Regions from separate parts of the Mus musculus genome. Here region 2 is linked to region 1. A link is a contact called in ENCODE Hi-C or POLR2A ChIA-PET data. All regions are on one chromosome and are shown on one strand. Each heading gives the region's core, a stretch centred on a gene start or an enhancer-like site at or near the end of the contact. The rest is flanking DNA. Distances are from core to core; before and after follow the strand shown.

Evidence for each region. Hi-C counts contacts between places; a loop is a spot of excess contacts on that map. ChIA-PET counts read pairs that join two places held with the same protein, here RNA polymerase II (POLR2A).
Region 2: a loop to region 1 is called in a map of heart, with 5 times the contacts of the local background. The contact joins the enhancer-like site here to the promoter of Itpkb in region 1. A Hi-C loop is called at or near these places in 12 of 37 maps with a recorded cell type or tissue (CH12.LX, T-helper 17 cell, heart and 1 more). POLR2A ChIA-PET finds 5 or more read pairs at or near these places in 2 of 5 experiments (Patski and embryonic stem cell).

What each region holds. Positions count from the first base shown.
Region 1 is chr1:180,328,555-180,332,740 of GRCm38, reverse strand. It overlaps Itpkb (inositol 1,4,5-trisphosphate 3-kinase B), which reads right to left and starts at 2,265. Exons shown (of 8, transcript NM_001081175.1): 1 at 1,962-2,265; 2 at 1-629. The coding sequence starts at 430. It also overlaps the pseudogene Gm5069.
Region 2 is chr1:180,363,518-180,367,703 of GRCm38, reverse strand. All of the region lies in intron 2 of Itpkb (inositol 1,4,5-trisphosphate 3-kinase B), which reads right to left. Among named protein-coding and RNA genes, the nearest start is that of Itpkb, 35 kb to the right of the region's middle. Within about 2 kb of position 2,054, at least 3 of the 3 ENCODE cell types and tissues checked have a DNase peak (open chromatin) inside an H3K27ac peak, as active enhancers do; they include heart and left cerebral cortex, where a contact is called at or near this core.

The DNA.
Region 1 (4,186 bases), core at 1,016-3,515:
GCAACTCGCGCTGCAGAATCCGCAGCTTCCTCTGGGCCTCCTCTGGCCCAGGTGGGGAGAGGATGCGGGCCGCCACCACCTGCTGCGCGTCCCCTCGCAGGCGGCCAGCCCAACTGGGACTGCCCACGCCACTGCTGCTGCTGCTGTTGCTGCTGCTGCTGCCACCTCCGCTACCGCTGCTACTATTCAGCCTGCGCCGGCCGCTGCGCCAGCCCCCAGGACTCCCGGGCTCCTCCAGGGACAGCGACTCTGCTGGGGGGAAGAGAAAGGAAGCGCCTCTCCCAGGGCTGAAGACGCTGCCGGGACTCAGCGCGGCCCTCCCGGAGGGCTGGGGCGTCTCGCTGCCGCTGGGCCGGGGGCCGCCACTCTTGAGCTCGTTGGTGCTGTTCATGATCACCAGGCTATTGAGGGCATAGCAGTACACAGCCATAGTACAGGGTCCGCCCGCCGCCGCGGCTCTCCGTCCCGCTCCACCGCCGGCGCCTCCTCCTCCCGCGGCTCTCGGCTTAGTCCCGGAGGCCCGGCGGCCGTAGCTCTGCGCGCTGATGGAGCAGCATGGCCTAGGCGGCGGGCACAGGGCAAAATCGCGGGCTCGGCCCCCGCCCCAAGCTCCATAAACGATTTCGCGGCTGTGGAGACACAAGGAGAAAAGTCAGAATTCCCGAAGGCATCAAGGGGGTGGGGTGGAGAGAGCCCACCCGCAGAAAGCAGAGAGCAAAGGGAGCCCCGGGACCCCAATCTGCTGGGGACGGGGTGCCCCTGGATGTCTAGCCTACAGGAGTTGTGATGCTCAGTGAGGAGGCAAGCCGGGCCGCCTCGATATGGCCTCTATTGGTATTTTCCGGCGGTGGTCCACCTCCCCCAGCTTGTGATACACTCCAAGAACACCTAGAATCCCAAATTCTGAAATTAGTCTCGGTAGCCACGCGGATGGCCGAGGGAGGAGGTGCAACTCGCTGGTTCCCTCCTCGAGACTGGCCAGGTTTCCTTGGCCAGAGCAAACACCGGCTATCGAGGATGACAGGCAACCCTGCTCCACCCTCTCAGGACATCAGAGGCCAAGTCACAGGGAACCTGACCCGGACCTGCCTTCCCCAAACCGCTGCTGGAGCCGAGACCTGGAAGGGGACTTGTGTGCCCACCGTTTTCTTTCTGATCCTGGTCTGGGGCTATGCCTCTCGGCCTATGAAAGGCCGGGAAGAGCGCGGGGGTGGGTGGGGGTGGGGCAGTCCAGGCACTTTTCAGCACTAGCCTTGATGTCTGTCTGTCTCCAAACAAGTGTGTTTTGTGAATGTGGGCACGCGTGCGCGCCAGGGAGCAAACTCTGCAGTATCCAGCACTGGAATCAATCCTGGTGGCTCCCTACTGTCCCCTCAGACCCTGCAGCGAGTGTGTGTGTGTGTGTGTGTGTGTGTGTGTGTGTGTGTGTGTTTGGGAGAGGGGATGCATGTCCGCAGCTACTCAGCCCTGCGCGCATCCTGTTAGCGAGGACCCAGCTGCCCCCTCCGGGACCCACACCCCTCGGAGGAACTCTGGGCTTGCTTGCACAGTTGCAGCCCGGAGGCCTTCTAATTGTGCAGGCCTGAGAATTTGCAGCCCTTCGGGGTCCCGCAAGCTAAGCCCCGGAGCAGCGCGGCCGGCCGAGGGCAGGGCCTCGCGCATCCCGGGCAGCCTCGCCTGGCGCCAGGGGAGCCGCCGGGCAAGCCGAGCCCCAGACGCCCGCAGCGCGCCGGGGAGGTGGTGGCGGCGCAGCGGCCCGGAAGGCGATGGGAAAGTCGAATCGCCTCCTCTGCCCCCAAGGCCACGCCACGCTACCGTCCCAAATCAGCCTCCCTTCTCCGTCGTTCTAGCCCTCACCTCCGTGCTGTGCTCGGACCCCGGAACACCCAGAGGAACCCCAGCACAGATGGAGCGGAAAGAGGGTTCAGAGACGAGGGCCAGGAAGGAGCCGCCACGCTTACCTGCAATTGCTCAGACTTCCAGGTCCCGTGCAGGCGACATGCCCCGGGGACTCCGGGCTCGTACAGACCAAGTGGCTTAAAGTTTTTTTAAAAAAATAAAAAAGCTCCCAAAGGGTTTCCGCAACAACTTATGGAAGACGGAAAAAGTGGGGTGCAACGAAGCTGAATGTACCGGCGCAGGGACTAGGCGATCCCGGAGGGGACACCGCCAGGCCGACCCTGCGTTGCTCTGTGCTTGGTTGGAGACACTACCGCTGTCAGCGTCTGCTCCCTGCTACTTCAGTGTTTGTTCAATGTAAGATTTAAAAAAAAAAAAAAAAGTTGGGGGTTGAGGGAGGAGGCAGAGAGGCGGGGGCTTGGGGGAGGAAAGCAGGAAGGAAGTTGTGAGCCTGTCTGGGGTTGAACTCAGCGGAACAAGTTTTTCTTTTCTTCTTTTTTTTTTTTTTTTCTATTGCTTGGCAAACCGAGGGAGGGAAACACTTAAAAAAAAAGTTTCCATTGTTAGCTAACAAAAAAAAAAAAAAAAAAAAAAAAGACTTTAACTTCTGCGGGTTAAAGATATACGATTTATTTTCCATCCCTCGACCAAGGTTTGCTGGTGTCTAGTTTTATGAAGCTACGTTTGAAAACTGTTTTTAATAAAATTTTGAGTGTGCTAAACAAAGCTGCTGGGGGGGGGATTTTTCTAGCATCGAAAGAGGGGTAATATTCTGCCTAAGCAGAGGGTGTACTTGTACTACAATAGGCAACTTTTTACAAGGTATATTGCATATATTGCAGGGCATTTCCTTGCACAGTTTTAGGTTTTAATGCACCATGGTAGAATTTTGGAAGACTGGTTGGACTGTGAGCTGCTGAGTGTCTTGTAGGCTAGATGTGTGAAGGAGCTCTGCATTAAGCAGTTATCTATAAACGCACACAGAGGCTGTGCTGTTCGCGTATTTTTGCACTCAACTCTCAAAAAGTTATTTTAAGAAAAAGCATAGTCCTGGGGCTGAGGCCCGATCAATGTCTTCAACCACTTGCTCAGTCTCCTGTGAATTTACTCCTGCGTTTTCAAGGGTTCTACTCTACCCTCAAATAAAGGGGGGGGGGCACCAGGCAACACTGGAGGGCGGGGGACACTCCCTGCCCCCATACACACACACTTAAGCCCCACCCGGCACTGCAAGCCTGTTTTGCATAATTCCCTAAATCTTAAACTCTAGCGTTTAGTGGAAACAGGGAACACAGCTGCGAGGTTTAGGAGATTTAAGAATCCTAAGCTTGTATCCGCCCATATATCCTGATTAGCCAAACCTCGGATGGAAAACCTGACCGCCTGTAGCAAGCAGACAGCTTACTTGTTTATGTAACAATACCGTTGAAGTGAGCAAAGCAACCTGCAGCTTGGTCAGGAAAAGACTCAAGCAAATTTGAAACCAAGAGCCCTTCCAGCCAAGAATTCCTGGAATCGGACAAGTCCTTTCTGGTTTTGTTTTGTTTTGTTTTTGTTTTATTTTTTATTTTTTTTAACATACCCTGGAAGGCTTGAATCTGGTTTCCCTCTCACCCTCAATGGGGCTGAATAAAGATGCCTGTCCTGTGTGTGTTCTAGTATTACCGTGAGACAAAGAAGCCACCTCTATCTAGACTCCCTCCTTTGGTCCCTAGTGGCAAGAAGAGGAGTTACTCAAGCTATGAAGTCTAATCTGAGAGGTGATAAATGCCTCAGTAGAAGCAACTGAAGAGCCTAGCAAAGCTCCCACAAATCTCTACCTTGCCGGCCCCTGAGAAGCTGTTCCTAGTTGCTATTGTCTCTTGTAGGTGAGTCAGTCAACCTTCCCTAGTGAGAAATGAAGGCTGCTGGAACATGCCCTTAGTCTCTGAGTAATCCTTGGCCAGTCAGCTGCTGTCAGACAGGACATGGAGATGGAACTTCTGGCTTGGATGTAAGGGAGACAAGACGATAGTCCTAACCATGACACTGAGAGGGTTTGGCAGGGTTTAAGTCCCCAGATTGGAAGTCAGCACAGCAGGCTTTATATCCTACCATAGAATCTAGCTGGCTCCCACAACGTAAAGCAAAAGTTAACACTTCGACGTAGTGTTTGCTATTTCCAGACACTGGTTTAGGCACATTTTGAATATGTATACAGGACTAAGGACATAGTATGGGTAACAGAATGCCTTCCTAACATGCACCATGCCCTGTGATTGGTCCTCAGCACCGCACAAGCCAGGCT
Region 2 (4,186 bases), core at 805-3,304, 35 kb before region 1:
GCTTGCCTCCAGACAGCCTGTGTTCAAACCAGAGTTTCCCCCCACATTTAAGTTATCCAGCCTGTGTCTCGTTTTCCTTGTCTACAGCAAGAGAGATACATTAATAAGCACTTACTTCATGGGGTCATTTTGAGAATTAAATAAGCTAAAATATCCACAGCATTCAGACCACCACCATATATCTGTTATTCTCCATTATCTTTCCCTGCAGCCTTTTCGTATAGGCCTTACTGGGAAAGTCTCCAGAGACTTGCACCACATATGCAAGGCCATATGCAGCACCCAGTCCCCACGGGAGGAGCTTTCAAGGAAGATAAATCTCTTGCCTAAAATTCTATCACTGATTGGCTAGGCTGGGAGGGAAAACTTGGCCTGTGACCTTAGCTTTCTTCTTCCCATAAATGCTTGACTGCCCCAGGAATACCAGCTTGGACTCTTGCAAGATGGAGCAGTAGCTTAGAAGAGAAGGCAGTAGCCATGAGAGAGGCAGTTAATGCAAGAGACCCAGGCACCTTGCCACGGTCTATGGGCTTCTAGCACTCACAGCCTGCCTTCAGACTCCAACCTAGGGCATCAACCCTGGCAGGAAGTAACCATCCAGCAGGCAATCCAAAAACAGTTCTGTGGATCTAAACTCAGACAAAATGTCTTCCTCTGTCCCAGGAGTCTAAGGATACTACTGCTCACGTTACATTATTCCACGCCCAAGAACCTCGAACACTTTTGGTGCCATGATCAAAAGCCAGCTGGGCTGTGTATCCAAGGGAGAGTCCCTGCCATGTAAGGTCGGGTCCTCCTGGGAGGTGTATCACAGCTATAAAACCCCAACCAAGAATGTTTGTGGGGCTCCGTGTGTTTACACTTCTTGCTAACAGATCTACTTTAAAAACTTGACCTTCCTCGCCTCTTTCTCTTTAAAGATCCACAGCGCTCGCTCGGCAAACTGTCAAAAAGGCAGGGTGGGGTGAGAAGAGTGTTCCTAAAGCCAACCCCTAACCAGGCTTGGAAAAAAAAAGCACATCTCAGAGACACTCACTCACCCCCATCCACCTGATTGTGAACAGAGCAAGTGAAACCTCCTGGCTCCTCACCACATCGTGGTGGCCTAATTCTGCTGAAGTCAGAAGCATCAGCCAGTTCCTGTTCGCCAACGGCTCCCTGATCAGAAGGACCCATCTAAGCCCCATGCACACACAGAGAGAATACCAGCAAAGGCAGGAAATGCTTGGCTGAAAGAAGGCAGAGACAGAGAGGTAACATTTGTTCCATGTTGTGCCGGGCAACTGCTCTCTCAAGAGAAAGATCAGTTTATGAGCTCATGGCTGCTCCTGCTGCAGGGCTACAAGATCAAAAAAAAAAAAAAATCCTTTCTGCTGGACTGTCCATATTCCTTGTGGGACCTCAGTACAGCTGTCGCAAAGCGCTGGCCTTATATCTTCAGAGAGGGCTGGATTGACCGAACCGGCATAGTAAAAGCCTAGACTTAATTCAATCACCTAATCTTACGATTCAATGATTCAGCTCCAAGAACCACTGAACACACCGGGCAGGTGGTAACAAGGACCAATCACTCGTATCTTTCCCGCTTTGCCAGTCTAGAGCCCTGCTTTCCGGTCTTGTCCTAACCTTATGGAAGTAGGAATTCGATTGTTATTCCTTTCTAATTATTCATCTTTCCCTGCAATAGATTAATCTATACTAACCCTATGGAAGAAATCTCTGAGTTAGTGTAACCTGAAGATAGTGATTTATTTCTGTAACAGTAAGATATCTAAACCAAATGTGCTCTGTGTTTCTGTAGCTAAAACACTGAGGTCTAACGGGTCTGGAGATTCCACTTTGTTTGCCAAAGCCTAAGTGTGTATGTTTAAATGAGAGAAAGTGATTACGACGAAAAAACGGGGAATGTCTGAGTGGGTGAACGAAAAAAAAAAAAAAAAAAGAAGAAGAAGAAAAGAAACAGTTGAGATATTGCTAGAAAATCTGACTGCACGCATAGTCCTGGCGCCCACGCACGAGAAGGGCGGAGTGCCAGCATCCTGGGGTGAAGTGCTGAGCTTTGCAAAAACAAAGGCGCTCTGCGCAGGGGCCCTTGAGGCTAGCCTACATTTCTCGCTCCATATTTACAGACATAGGTAAATTAACCGATACATCTAAGGCCCTTTTACCCTAGCCCAAGCCGGCTTGAGTTGCCGAGCTCAGGGGGAAAAGGAATCAAGACCCAGATATGCTCATACAGGGTGGGCACTGCAGATGCCATTTGCCAGCAGCGCAGCCAGGTCCGCAAGCCAGTCGCCCTGTAGGGGAAGAGTGCCACCGCTGCCGCCGCCGTGCATGCGCAGCGGTCACGTGATGTGGAGGCGGCCCGTTACCTAGGCAACAGGGGGCCTGACCCGCTCTATGGCACTCTGGGTGCCTGCTCTCTAAGTGGGAGGAACAGAGCACAGCCCTTGCACCATGTTGTGGGAAATAACTGTCCCATCGCGGCCACTTCCGCTGGTGTTAGGAGAATGGATGTGCTTGTGTTTGGATATTCCTATTTATAGAATAGGTACAGTACTTTCGTATTTTTTTGAGGGGCTGGGGATTGAAGGGGACTTGTGCATATTAGGAAAGGGCTCTGTCACTGAGCCACGCCCATTTTTCCTTTTCTTTCTTTCTTTCTTTCTTTCTTTCTTTCTTTCTTTCTTTCTTTCTTTCTTTCTCCTTTCTTTTTTTCTTAATGAGACAGCGTGTATAGCCCAGGCTAGTCTCAAACTGGTGATCCTCCTGCCTTACCTAAGGACTGGAATGGATTATAGATGTGCATCACCATAGGGACTTTTGGGACAATTGCAAGGGACAATGTAAGCCCTTAACTCTCAAAGACTTACATCTTCTTTTTGCTTTTTAAGTGGCCAGATTCAACAACTTTTGGGGCCAGGACTGCTGTTTCTGTTTTTTGTTTTTTTAAAATCTTCATTTCTCAGGGTGCTACACTGTCTTACTCCACTGACAGCTTACAAAGGCCATGGATTTCTGCATTTAGTACCGTAGTCCTGAAACTTCTATTCCCCAGATCTCATAGGACCCATGTCTAAGTACCGTTTGCTTGTCTATTTAGACTTTAATAATGCAGTCGCAAACTGAAAGCAGTGTACCTTCTCAGTAATGAAAATGGGGCTACTCTACTAATTAGCAATAAATGCTAACAGGACAAGTACTTCAGAATGGTTAGCATGCCATAAAGTCACATTACTAATTATTAACTCAGTAAATTAGTTCTCCAATGTAATTATACATGGCCACAAAAGCACTAACGTGACTTATCTCTTAAAACATTATATAATCTAGGCTAGCCGCTGCCGACACAACTGGTCGCTGACAGTTTCTTGTGTACGCTGCAATGCGTATTTCCTGTATTAACTGTGTGTGCGCTACTGGTGAAGGTGAACGAGACTGGAGAGGAACGTGACTCACCTTTTCCTGGCTCGCTGTGAAAAAAACCGAGCAGGCAGCCATAGGAGCTGCCCTTCTGGAGTGTGTCACGGTTTCTCACTAGGGAAATGAGCGAAGTGATGTGACAAAGGCCCTTGAGATAACAACGACAGAGGAAGGAGGTTTATACGTGAGGTTAAGCAGCGCATCATCTGGCAAGCCGACAGCCAGGCCTGTTTCTGAAATCACCAACTACTTACACAGTAAGTGATGGGTACTCCACACTGCGGGGCCCACGGCCACAAGAGTCTTTTATAAGAGAAAGTCTGTTAGCATCATCCAGCCTCCGGCTCATTTAAAATCTTGAACTGGAATGACCTTCCCACTACGGGACAAACTCCTTCCCAGACAGACTCAGAGATTTACCACATGAGTACTTCAGTAATTAAAAAACACTCACACAGTTGCTCTTCCTTGGCCTTAAATGTTTGGAGATGAATTCTCAAACAGGCAGTAAATCAGGGCAACGTTTGGTAACCATGGTCCACCAGAGATTCTAAGGAAAGCTCAAGGTTGGTAACTGAAAGGCTTCGTATGGAGGCCACCCTCTTCTGTAGCCAACACATCCTAGAATTTTGTAAATATTTAGGAGCTCATTCCCTTATCACAAAGCTCACATTTTCCAGAAGCCTTTCTTGCGGCCAGAGGGAGGGAAGAGATTTGAAGGTTTTGATTCCCTCTGCCTCATACCCTACCAACTTCCTGGGTC